Linked DNA regions of Homo sapiens: regions 1 and 2 are each linked to region 3. Evidence: chromatin contacts called from ENCODE Hi-C or POLR2A ChIA-PET data. All regions are on one chromosome and are shown on one strand. Each heading gives the region's core, a stretch centred on a gene start or an enhancer-like site at or near the end of the contact. The rest is flanking DNA. Distances are from core to core; before and after follow the strand shown.

Region 1 (4,075 bases), core at 478-2,977, 180 kb after region 3:
GCCCGGCCAAATGAGCTATTTATGATGATCATAAGGACACAAGATAAGGGTAAGGATGCAAGAGATTGAAGTGTAGAATTACTGTTGGTCACCGGGGGTGGTGGCTCACACCTGAAGTACTAGCACTTTGGGAGGCTGAGGCAGGAGTATTGCTTGAGGTAAGAGTTCAAGACCAGCCTGGGCAATTAGCAAGACCCTGGTCTCTACAAAATATTTGAAAATTAGCTGGGCATGGTGGCATATGCCTGTAGTCCCAGCTACTCAGGAGGCGGAGGTGGGAGGATCCCTTGAGCCCAGGAGTTCAAGGCTGCAGTGAGCTATGTTACCACCACTGCACTCCAGCCTGGGTGACAGAGCAAGACCTTGTCTCTTGAAAAAAACAAAAAAGAAAAAAACTATTACCATTGGTTAGTAATTAAGGAAGCAAGAGGCTTTTCATATGGAGCCAGCTGGGACCACAGCTACTTGGGGAGCTGAGGTGGGAGGATCGCTTGAGCCCGAGGCTATGGTAAGCTGAGATTGCACCACTGGACTACAGCCTGAGTGGCAGAGCCGACTCTGTCTCTAAAACAAAAACAATAGTACTTACTTAACAGAACTACTGGGAGACGTAAGAGGTATAATAATTGTAGAATGCTCTTAGCGTAACATCCATCATGCAGTAATTGCTCAATAATGTTAGTAAAATCTCCCAATGAGAAAGTTCAACATTATCTTCAACTCTTCTTTCTTGCTCCAGAAATCCAATCAGTTGCTACGTGCTGATGATTCTGATTCTGGCCCTGCAGTATCGCTTGCATGCACCTCCTCCTCCCTGTGCTCACTGCTGGAGAAAAGAGAACCTTGGCTGATGATTTATGGATCTACAAGTAATCGAAGCTTAACTGCCACAAAAATAACTTTATCCAGTCCTCCCCCCCTCCCCTGCACCTTCTCTAGTTAGCGCTGTAAGAACTTGGTTGCTCAGGTGGAAGGCATATAGATTGTATTGTATTTGAATAGCTCCCCAGGTAGCACAGTAATGTCTCTGCACTTGATTAAATAAGTCAGGTCAATTTTTCTGCAAGTTTTCCTCCATTGCAGCACTAACATCCACATTTAATTTGTTGCTTTATTTAACACCATCATCTGCTTTCAGGGCAAAATAAATAAAAAGGAACAATGGCCGGCCAAGGTGGCTCATATCTGTAATCCCAGCACTTTGGGAGGCTGAGGAGGGTGGATCACAAGGTCAGGAGTTCAAGACCAGCCTGGCTAACATGGTGAAACCCTGTCTCTACTACAAATACAAAAGTTAGCCAGGCACAGTGGCACGCGCCTGTAGTCCCAGCTACTTGGGAGACTGAGGCAGAAGAATCGCTTGAACCCAGGAGGCGGAGGTTGCAGTGAGCCAAGATCATGCCGCTGCACTCTAGCCTGGGTGACAGAGCAAGATTCTGTCTCAAAAAAAAAAAAAAAAAAAAAAAAAAAAGGAACAATTTGCCAGAGGAAAACCAGTTAGCTAAACCTGCTTTGCTTTGGCCAATCCCATGTTATGTGTCAACTGTCTCATTACAATTTGTTTATTTACAGGGAAGCCGCCAGTGTCTAAGATGTAAGGCATTCAGAAAATTGTGCAGATGATGGATTCACAGTACCTAGAATCCCCATGACTCAGTTTTCCACAAATGTGCTATTTGGGGAAATGCACACAGATCAGCAACTATTCACTTTTGCTGGCAGCACAAACATTGCTGACACGCACTCTTCCAAATTGCAAGCAGTTTCCACAGTGAAAACAATGAGAACAGAATCACAGCATTAAACAGTTGGCCGGGAATTTTAGAGATAACTTAATCTACCCCTTTGTTCTGGACACAGTCCTGTTTTAAGCTGTTTTGAATAGATAAAAAGTCCATGTTATTTTAATAGGTCTTCATCAGTAACCGTCTTCAAATATGACCACTCTCCAAATTAGACAGTAATTCCTCCAGTCTGGACCAGACAGTAGGGTTTCCTAGCCCAGAGCATTTGTCGACTTTCTCTTGTTGGTAAACAGCCAATTTCAAGGGTTTACCCATCTCTTCCCTGTATGTCTCGGGATTAAATTCTGATCTGTCTCAGCTTGCCAGTGACTGGTTTGGAGGGGGAAAGTGACCCAGTTCTGTGAAATAAAACCGTGGCAGGTCAGGCAAGGGGAGCTCCTAGATGCTTTTCTTGCTCCTAAAAGAAGACCTGTAGAAAAGCAGGTCATAGCTGCCATAGCTCCCTTGCCTCCATGAAGAGAACCAGCCAAAGATAAGGCCATCATAATGATGGTGGCAGAGCACAGATATGGAAAAAATATGGGTCTTTTTTTTTTTTTTTTTGAGACAGGGTCTCCCTCTGTCACCCAGGCTGGAGTACAGTGCCACAATCTCCACTCATTGCAACCTCTGCCTGCCAGGCCCAAGTGATCCTCCCACCTTGGCCTCCTGAATAGCTGGGACTACAGGCTCATGCCACCATGCCCGGCTAATTTTTGTATTTTTTATACAGACAGGGTTTCACTATGTTGCCCAGGCTGGTCTCAACTTCCTGGGCTCAAATGATCTATCCACCTAGGCCTCCCAAAGCTCTGGGATTATAGGCATGAGCCATTGTGCCTGGCCAGAATCTGAGTCTTTGATAATATTATTGAGACGCTGAATCAACCAACCTGAAACCACCCTACCTCAGAATTTTTTTGCTATGTGAACTAGTAAAATGTCTTTAGTGTTTATAGATTGATGACTAGAAATCAGTGGCTTTTTTTGTTTTTTTTTTTTGGTTGAGAATTTTACTGTAGAATGACATTCAAGATTCCATTCACAGGTAAAAGTCATTCCAGAGAATGGAACAATATTTGACATGCAAGCATTTAAAGAAAGGAGAGGTAAACAGTGGTAACTACTTCGGATTCACTGAGACCAAGCGTGCCAAGCTAAACATTCCTTTTTTGATAGGATTAGTAGATTACATGCCGGAGGAAGTCACCACCATCACATATTGGATTTCAGCAAGCATTTGATAAAATTGCTTATAATATTTTGGCCAATATTGGATGGAAAAATATTGAGGAGATGATGTAGTGCTGAAGAAAGACAAGATGCTGAGGAAGACAAGACTGGTTAACAGATCATGGCATTTTAAAGGTACAGTGACAGCCTTGAAAAAGAAAGAAATTCTGTCATTTGCAAAACAGAGATGGACTTAGGGAACATTATGCTAAGTGCAATAAGCCAGGCACAGAAAGACAAATACTGTATGTCTTCACTTATATTTGGAATCTAAAACAATCAAACTCATAGAAACAGAGAGTAGAATGGTGGTTACCAGAGGCTGGGGGCTGGGGGAATGAGGAGTTGATGGTCAAAGTATACAGCCTCAGTTAGACAGGAGGAGCAAGGTTGTGTTTTGGTTTGGTTTTGAGATAAATTGCACTGCGTGGTGAAGGTAGTTAATAATCGTGTATAGTACTTTTCAAAATTGCTAAGACAGTAAATTTCCAATGTCTTCACCACAAAAAAAAAGTATTTGAGGTGATGTATATGTTATTTAGCTTGATTTAATTACTCCGCATTGTATTCATAAGTCATAACATCATGGGCTGGGCCTGGTGGCTCACGTCTATAATCCCAGCACTTTGGGAGGTCAAGGCGGTAGATCGCTTTGAGCCCAGGAGTTCAAGACCAGCCTGGGCAACATGGCAAAACCCTGTCTCTACCAAAATTACAAAAGCTAGCTGGGCTTGGTGGCGTGCACCTGTAGTCTCAGCTACTCGGGAGGCAGAGGTGGGAGGATTGCTTCAGCACGGGAGACAGAGGTTGCACTGAGCCGAGATTGTGCCACTGCACTCTAGCCTGGGTGACAAAGCCAGATCCTGTCTCAAAAAAAAAAAAAGAAAAAGAGAACCATAACATCACTTTGTACCTCATAGGGATAGAAAGGGGGTGATCCCTTTTCTCCCCATCCTGAGGGTCCAAGCTGACACTCCTATAAAAAAGGACAGGTTAACAAGAGAAAAGCATACAAATTTATTTAATCATAGTTTTATATGACATGGGAGCCTTTAGAA
Region 2 (4,633 bases), core at 1,279-3,778, 250 kb before region 3:
TCAAACTCTTGACCTCACACAATCCACCCATTTCAGCCTCCCACAGTGCTGGGATCACAGGCGTGAGCCACTGTGCCCCGCCTGACCTTTGACTTTCAAAGGATGAAATTTAGTGTTGATATAACATCAGTGTTAGCATTCTCATCTAATGAAAATGTTAAAATAAGGTGGCTTGATTTGCATGACTGTTAATATGATGCTTTCTAACTTATAATGATCACTATTTACATTTGTAGATTTCTTAACCATTTGATTCTTACAGACATTTTTGTGAACTAGACAATATATTTTGCAGTCTAGAAACTGACTTAAATGACTTTCCTAAGGTAAAGCTGGTAAGAGGCAGAATTTGGATCTTGATTAGTGTAACATTCCCCTGTCTCTTGTTACTGTAAAATGACTAACTACAAATACAAGATGATTTTCTGGACTACTATTCACCCAGTTGCTATCTCATTTAGATTCCTGTATCTAATCCAGTAGCAAATTCTGTAGGTTCTGCTTTCAATATATGTACTAAATCAGACACTTTCCCCCCTGTCTTTCAAACCTCTGTTCACTTCCATCATTTACTGCCTGGCCTCCTGTATTAGCCTACTTTGGAGCAGCAGCTAGTGTTATCTTCTTAAAATATAGACCATGTTACTCCCCTGCTAAAAACTGTAGAGGTTCTCCATCACACTTACATTAGAATCTTGCCTTCCCCCCCACCCCTTAGCTATAAGGCCCTGCATTCATTTGGGATGCCTACTTCTGAGCGCATCTGCACTTCTCTCTCTGGGTCACTCCACTGTAGCCACACTGTTGCTTTGCTGTACCCTGAACAATAAGTGGTTGAGCTTATTCCAGTCACAGGACTTTCCTCCAGTTTGTTGCATTGCTTGCTTTGTCCAGTTGTTCCGTTCTTAGCTCATATGTCATACCCTCTACCTAACCTGTCCCGTATAAACCAGTTTCCCTTTTTCCTCCCCCACAATTTTATCCTCCTATCTCCCTTTCTTCTGTATAAGTGCTTATTACTGTTCGAAGTTATGTTATTTACTGTTTATTTCTCTCTATTCCCCATTAAACCTTCATGAAGTTAGGGACTCTTGGATATCCCGGGCATTGCTCATTCGTGCCTAGACCAATCCTTGGCACATAGTAGATACTGAAATATTAATAGACTAACTGAATAGATGAGCCTTAATCTCAATGAGCAATAATTTGACATTGTTACTCCTTGGTATATTCTGTCTGAACCAATGTCTGAGCTAAAAGTTAAAGCTAGTCTCGTTTTCCACCCATAAGCTCACTTAAAAAGGACATCAATCTTTTACATTATTTCTTTTTTGTGTGCCTACTCTGCTTATGTATCTTTTTTTATTAACTAGGAAATGCACACATAGAGCACATTTGAAAGGCTCTGAAGGATACGTAGAGAATCCCTCATCTGTCCTTCAGCATTCCAGTTCCCCTGCTTAGAAAACCACTGTTTTTGTTTGTTTGTTTGTTTGTTGAGACGGAGTCTCCCCCTGTTGCCCAGGCTGGAGTGCAGTGGTGCAATTTTGGCTCACTGCAAACTCCACCTCCCAGGTTCAAGTGATTCTCCTGCCTCAGTCTCTTAAGTAGCTGAGACTGCAGGCATGTGCCACCACACCTGGCTAATTTTTAGTAGAGATGGGGTTTCACCATGTTGGCCATGCTGGTCTCAAACTCCTCTTCTCAAGTGATCCACCTGCCTCAGCCTCCCAAAGTGCTAGGATTACAGGTGTGAGCCACTGCACCCGACTTCAACCACTATTTTTATTGTGTATCCTTACAAGAAGACCAGAGCAACTTTCTGCTATAAGTTAGGCGTCTTCTCCTTCTCATGCAAATACCTTGATTCCCTTCTCTTCCCCTCTAACCACCTATGTATCTTCAAGTTGACTTTTTTTTTTTTTTAAGAGACAGACTGCTGCTTTGTTGCCCAGGCTGGAGTGCAGTGGCTTTTCACAGGCGTGATCATAGTACACTATATACATACAGCCTCGAATTCCTAATATCAGGTGATCTCTACCTTCAGCCTCCAGTATCTGGGATTACAGACATGCATCATAGTGTTCTGCTTTGGCTCTTTTTTTTTTCTCAAAGGGCTGTTTAATGGAACCTTATGGTTAGACTTTATTTTATTTTTTCAAATATTGGAAATTTAATACTTTTTCAGTAGAGATGGGGTCTTGCCATGTTGCCTAGGCTGTTCTCGAGCTCCTAGGCTCAAGTGATTCTTCCACCTCGGCCTCCCAAAGTGCTAGGGTTAACAGGCATGAACCACCGTGCCTGGCCTAGACTTTATTGTAACTAATTGCTTATTCATAACTTTCAGAATGTTTCCTAAATTGTGCTATATAAAAAATGCTGTAACGAAGTTTTGTATGTATGGCATTTTGCACAAGTGTGAGTGATATTGAGTCTTAGTAGTTCTGTTTTAAGCTAGAATCTTTAGTTTCGTTTTTCTGCCTTATCTTCTGGACCAAAGCTCTTTTAGCCAATAAAAGTGACTGAAGCTGGGCATGGTGGTTCACACCTGTAATAACAGCTCTTTGGGAGACTGAGGCCCAAGGATTGCTTGAAGCCAGGAGTTGAGACCAGCCTGAGGAACATAGTGAGATCTCCATCTCCACCAAAAAAAAAAAAGTGAGCAGTTAAAGCTTAAAGTCATAAAGGTTAGGAGGTACCTAAAATGTCCCTCAAATGAGAGGTTCTGCATAATCCTGTCATAAAGGAGAATCACTTTCGGGAACCGATAAGTGAGATCTATAGTTATGGCCTTGGTCAAAACCAAATCTGTTTCAGCTTTACATGTTACGTTGATACAGTGACTGACATTCCTTTAATGGTCTTTTCAGAATTAATCATGAGGGCTGAGCACTGTGGCTCATGCCTATAATCTCAGTACTTTGGGAGGCTGAGGCGGGAGGATCCCCTGAGCCCAAGGTTTCAAGACTGGGCTGTACAACATAATGAGACCTTGTCTCTACAAAAAGATAAAATGAAAATTAGCCAGGTGTTGTGGCACACATCTGTAGTCCCAGCTACTCAGGAGACAGGTGGGAGGATTGGTTTGGCCCAGGAAGTTGAGGCTGCAGTGAGCCTAGATCGCGCCACTGCACTCCAGCCTGGGCGACAGAGTGAAACCCTGTCTCAAAATAGTAATAATGATAATAATGAAAATGATAAAATACAGTCTTGGGAAAAAGTAGTTAACTTACCCTAGGGGTTGACTTATTTGATTAAAACCTAGTGAGTCAACCTGCTGGAATTAGAATTTTACCAGTCTTTCGCAGAATTTACTTTATGTCTCCCTTCCCCACTGGTCCCTTGTCTATGGTGCTTAAAAATTTACTTAAGAAAATACATTTAATTAATTTTTTGAAACAGGGTCTCTGTCACCCAGGCTGAAGTGCAGTGGAAAAATTTACTCTTCTATTTGGTGTGATTTAGCCTCAAATTCTTAAAAATCAGATACAGTCTGATTTTACATTGAGACTTGAGTTTACTTTTTTAATAGGATTTTTTGAAGTACACACATTTTTTCCTGTTACTGTTTAAAAGCCACTCATTTGATAGGTATTCTAGTGCATAAGGTATTTTTTTTTGTAAGAAAAGTGATTTAGAAAACTCACCTTTTATTTATTTGAGACGGGAGTCTTGCTTTGTTGCCCAGCCTGGAGTGCAATGGCACAATCTCGGCTTACTACAACCTCTGCCTCCCAGGTTCAAGCAGTTCTCCTGCCTCAGCCACTGGAGTAGCTTTACTCTCTGCCTTGAACATTTTTTTTTTCTTATTTTGAGATGAAGTTTTGCTTTTGTTGCCCAGGCTGGAGTGCAATGGCGTGATCTCGGCTAACTGCAACCTCTGCCCCCTGGGTTCAAGCAATTCTCCTGCCTCAGCCTCCCTAGTAGCTGGGATTACAGGTGTATGCCACCACGCCCAGCTGATTTTTGTATTTTTAGTAGAGGCAGGGTTTCACCATGTTGGTCAGGCTGGTCTCGAACTCCTGACCTTTGGTGATCTGCCCACCTCGGCCTCCCAAAGTGCTGGAACTACAGGTGTGAGTCACCGCGCCTGTCCTATCTGTTGTTTTAAGCTCTGAAAATACTTGTCTGATAATGTTTTCTTCCAATTAAAAAAAGGCATGGAAAAGTTACCATGATGTTTCAGAAATATATGTACCTCCAGGTGGGGGCAGGGAAACTTAGCCAGGTATGGTGGTTCATGCAGTAATCCTAACAGAAGACTGAGGCAGGAAGATCCCTTGAATCCAGGAGGCCGGGGCTGCAGTGAGCTATTAGTGGCACCACTGCACCCCAGCCTGGGTAATAGAGGCAAGACCCTGTCTCTTAAATAAATAAATAAATAAATAAATAAATACAAACTCATTATGATGAAGACAGATTTGTTATAAGTTGTAATTAAAATCACCTTTGGAATTTAAGAAAAAACTTGTAAAAAATTTGACTAGGAACAGTGGTTCTTTAGTTCTTTCAGTTGTCTCACTTAAGAATTTTCTGACCTCTTCCTAGGAAAAAAAGCTATTTTTTTTAACGTATGACTTCTGGGGATTCAGATTCTTGCCAAGTTTATTTGTGGATTCCCTAGGTCTCCATG
Region 3 (4,112 bases), core at 1,227-3,726:
GGTGGAAGGGACAAGGACACTCCCTTCAACCTCTTTTATGAGGGCAGTAATCTCATTCATGAGGGTGGAGCCCTCATGACTTAATCACTTCCTCAAAGACCCCCACCTCTTAATACCATCACTTTAAGTATTAGGTTCCAACATATGAATTTTGAAGGGACAAGAACATTCAGACCGTAGCTTTGTCCAACAAGGAGTACTTGATAGGTGAAATGAAGAGCCTTGAGAGAAGGTAGCTATTGCTTATTTTAATATGCCACCCAAGGCTAAGCCAGCTGGGTGATATTCCTTGGATACAGCGATTCTTTCAGAAGAGCTCAGGAATTTTTTTTTGGTGATTAGTAGAAGAGAAGCTTGCTAGACACTAGAAGGAAAGTGTACAGTCCCAGCTGCTGGTTGCATCATCAGGACAAAACCAGCATACAGAGGATGGAAAAACTGAGAGAACTGTGAAGAAATGAGAATGGTCATAGCATGCTGGAGCTAGCCTGCATCAGGCAAGGGGTGACTGCGCACATCTCTTCCTAATTCTATCTTCAGTGACTTCATGTTGGTAGCTTGAAATAGGTCGTGGTGGGAGTATTTACACCATGGAAATAGACAAACTCATGGCTCTTTTTTCTCTGGAAAGTCAGTTAGTTGTGACATACTTCCTAGCACACTGCTGATGAAGACCTAATCAAACAGTGCCTGAAGCCTGTCTACTTCTGGACTTTTCAGTTATATGAGTCAATAAATTCTCCTTATTGTGCAAATTACCTTGAATTCTAATTGCTGCATATTATAATTTATCTGTTTGCATATCTGTTTTCTCCAATAAGTTATAAGCTTCCTGAAAGTCAGAGAACATATTTATCTTTGAATTTTTGGTGTCAGTAAACATAGCCAGTACCCAACATATATGTACTGGCTATGAATGTATGAAGCATAAGGGTCTTTGAACTGAAAAGAGCAAACATTAAAAAGATGGAAATGGATAGTCAAGATGGGTGAAAGTATAGATGCTTAAACCAGTCCAATTCTTCTGGCATGAATGAGAAAAAGGAAACAGCTTTCTCTCTCTCTCTCTCTCTCTCTCTCTCTCTCACACACACACACACACACACACCCTATCTCTTTCTGAAGACACAGTGCACAGCGAATGTGGCCTTCAGTGTCAGACAGCCTTGACTTCCATTCTTGCCACAGCTACTTATTGGCTATGGTCCTAGACAAGTTCCCTAATGTCCTAAAGCCTCAGTTTCCTCATCTGTAAAGTGGGCAAAATGATGCCTCCCTCAGAATGAAAGAGAAAGATGAGTAGAAAGCATTTAACCCAGGGCCTGATACAGAGCAGAGATGGCAGCCATTTTTTGCTGTTGTTCTTGTAGCAGATGTTGCTTTGTCACTACGATTACTGTTGTTGCAGCTCCCTTCCTTTTATTGCCTTTGTTCTGGTTCATAAATTTGGATGGGGAAAAATTGCATCTTTATTTTATCTAACCTCTCACTGAAATCTAGCTTTTTGTTTCTATTAAGAATGTAGGCAAGAAACTGCACTGGTATTAGCAGCGCCTATGACTCTTGCCACAGAAATAACAGATCTTTTCATATCACCTGGTAGTTGTTGTAGACAATGGAAACACTCCTTCTCTCATCACTCTTTGAAATGATGGTTGTTATTTGACCTCTCACCAGATCCTATTATTTAAAGCACTGATAAAAGAGTAAAAATATTACTGTATTTGTAATCTTTAAAATATTTGATGTTGTAACTGATTTCCTTTGTAGCTTTATGTATTTCATTTTATGCCTAATAACATTATTCTGAGAAGGGAGTCTGTGGCTTTACCAGCCTGCCAAAGGAAGCCTGGTGCATAAAAGGTTAAGAGCCCCTGCCCTGGGGCCATGTTGCTTCAGGCTGGCTGGTCAGCTCAGTTAGTTCAAGAGCAATGAAGGTCATAGGGGCCCACGTGTAGGGTCAGTTCACTTAACTTTATTCTATTCCTCAGCCACAGAGGCTGGCCAGCGTGTGTCCAAGACCTGGAAGAGGCTGTGTAAGACCAACCTCAATAAGCCCCATCTGTTTGGCAGGAAACAGAATGCCCTGTGGATGGTGGATTAGTCTTGGTGCTGCATTATGGGAGGGGTGGGGTCATTTGGACATAGAACTTGATGGCTTCAAAACACAATAAATGTAGATATTAATCACTTGTAACTGGTGGAGAAGCCTGTGATCTCTCAGTAGTTCCTCATTCTGACAGCCTCTCTCTCTCAGTCTGGGCCTCTTGCTCTATGTTTAGTAAGGCTCCCACTTCCTGTTCCTTTCTCTCTCCATCCCCACCCATCTTGCTCACTCTCTCTCTCCCTTTGCGTTCTCTCTAATTTATTTCCCCCCTTTTCTCTGAGGAGGAAGCAGTAGAAAATCCAAAATGTAGTCACTGGGCATCTGGTGGACATTCTTCTCTGGGCTTGGCCTTGTGTTCTTGGCATGGATACTTGCTGGCCCTGGGTCTGCTCTCACTTTCCTTTCTGTCGTCACACACACACACACACACACACACAAACACACACACACACACACACACACACACTCTGTCTGTCTCTCTCTCTCTCTCCATCTCTTTCTCTCCCTGACACACACTCACACTTCAGAACGATTATATTTATAATACCCTGGGCAGTTCCAAACGCCAGTATGAATTTTAAGAGCACATTTGTGTCTCCTGCTTGGAACAGACTGAATTTTCCACTGTCTGAGAGTTTGAAGTTCTTCCAGCTAAGAGAGCAGTGAGAGCCTCTGGGGGACGAGCCATGTGTCAGATCCCTGTCAACTTTCTGCTCCAAGGGTCACACTCACTCAACATTTGTTGAAGGACCTATGGCCACATTTGGCCCAAGCCACTCATGTTGTGCTTTTCAAGTAAAACCTGGTAGGGGGAAGGGCATCTGGAGTGGAGATACCTGGTGTCAAGTGAGAATGGGTCCTATAGGGCTGACACTTAAAAGCCATCAGAAATTAACCTGTTTTCTGGGCCTAGAGGAGAAGAGGTGGATATTGAAACCAGTAGATCCCGGATATACCCAAAGGAATATAAATCATTCTACCATAAAGACACATGCATGCGAATGTTTGTTGCAGCACTATTCACAACAGTAAAGATGTGGAACCAACCTAAATGCCCATCAATGACTGATTGGATAAAGAAAACATGGTACATATACACCATGGAATACTATGCAACCATAGAAAAGAATGAGATCATGTCTTTGGCAGGAACATGGATGGAGCTGCAGGCCGTTATCCTTAGAAAACTAATGCAGGAACAGAAAACCAAATACCACCTGTTTTCACTTCTAAGTGGGAGCTAAATGATGAGAACACATGAACACAAAGAGGAGAACAGACACTGGGGCCTTTTGGAAGCTGGAGGGTGGGAGGAGGGAGAGGATCAGAAAAAAAATAACTATTGGGTACTAGGCTTAGTACCTGAGTGACAAAATATATGTAAACAAACCCCCATTTACCTACATAACCTGCCCATGTACCCCTCAACGTAAAATAAAAGTAAAAAAGAAAGAAAAACCGGCCAGGCATGGTGGCTCACGCCTGTAATCCCAGCACTTTGGGAGGCCAAGGCAGGCGTATTACCTGAGGTTGGGAGTTCGAGACCAACCTGACCAACATGGAGAAACCCCATCTCTACTAAAAATACAAAATTAGCCGGGCATGGTGGCACATGCCAGTAATGCCAGCTACTCGGGAGGCTGAGGCAGGAGAATAGCTTGAATTCGGGAGGTGGAGGTTGCAGTGAGCCAAGATCATGCCATTGCACGCCAGCCTGGGCAACAAGAGCAAGACTCTGTCTGAAAAAAAAAAAAAAGAAAAAAAGAAAAGAAAACCAGTAGATCCTGAAAGGATAAATTATAACTCTCATTCAACATCTAGGAATTGGCCGGGCGCGGTGGCTCACGCCTGTAATCCCAGCACTTTGGGAGGCCGAGGCGGGCGGATCACGAGGTCAGGAGATCGAGACCATCCCGGCTAAAATGGTGAAACCCCGTCTCTACTAAAAATACAAAAAAATTAGCCGGGCGTAGTGGCGGGCGCCTGTAGTCCCAGCTACTTGGGA

What was found. A loop is a pair of places that touch in the nucleus more often than their neighbours do. ChIA-PET counts read pairs that join two places held with the same protein, here RNA polymerase II (POLR2A). Pooled maps may share reads with other maps.
Region 1: a map of posterior vena cava shows a loop between it and region 3 (2.2-fold over the local background). The contact joins two enhancer-like sites. A Hi-C loop is called at or near these places in 1 of 168 maps with a recorded cell type or tissue (posterior vena cava) and 3 of 50 pooled maps. POLR2A ChIA-PET finds 5 or more read pairs at or near these places in 1 of 52 experiments (activated CD8-positive, alpha-beta T cell).
Region 2: a pooled map shows a loop between it and region 3 (2.4-fold over the local background). The contact joins two enhancer-like sites. A Hi-C loop is called at or near these places in 2 of 50 pooled maps. POLR2A ChIA-PET finds 5 or more read pairs at or near these places in 4 of 52 experiments (H1, activated CD8-positive, alpha-beta memory T cell, activated T-cell and 1 more).

Annotation. Positions count from the first base shown.
Region 1 is chr12:93,000,488-93,004,562 of GRCh38, reverse strand. It overlaps LINC02413 (long intergenic non-protein coding RNA 2413), which reads right to left. Exons shown (of 4, transcript XR_945212.3): 2 at 590-826. It overlaps LOC643339 (a long non-coding RNA gene), which reads left to right. Exons shown (of 5, transcript NR_040096.1): 4 at 1-49; 5 at 740-805. Among named protein-coding and RNA genes, the nearest start is that of LINC02413, 12 kb to the right of the region's middle. Within about 2 kb of position 1,727, at least 3 of the 41 ENCODE cell types and tissues checked have a DNase peak (open chromatin) inside an H3K27ac peak, as active enhancers do.
Region 2 is chr12:93,434,654-93,439,286 of GRCh38, reverse strand. The region is part of intron 1 of UBE2N (ubiquitin conjugating enzyme E2 N); the gene reads left to right. Among named protein-coding and RNA genes, the nearest start is that of UBE2N, 5.0 kb to the left of the region's middle. Within about 2 kb of position 2,528, at least 5 of the 41 ENCODE cell types and tissues checked have a DNase peak (open chromatin) inside an H3K27ac peak, as active enhancers do.
Region 3 is chr12:93,182,720-93,186,831 of GRCh38, reverse strand. The region is part of intron 3 of LOC643339 (a long non-coding RNA gene); the gene reads left to right. Among named protein-coding and RNA genes, the nearest start is that of LINC02412, 10 kb to the right of the region's middle. RefSeq lists an enhancer at 2,297-2,446. Within about 2 kb of position 2,476, at least 15 of the 41 ENCODE cell types and tissues checked have a DNase peak (open chromatin) inside an H3K27ac peak, as active enhancers do.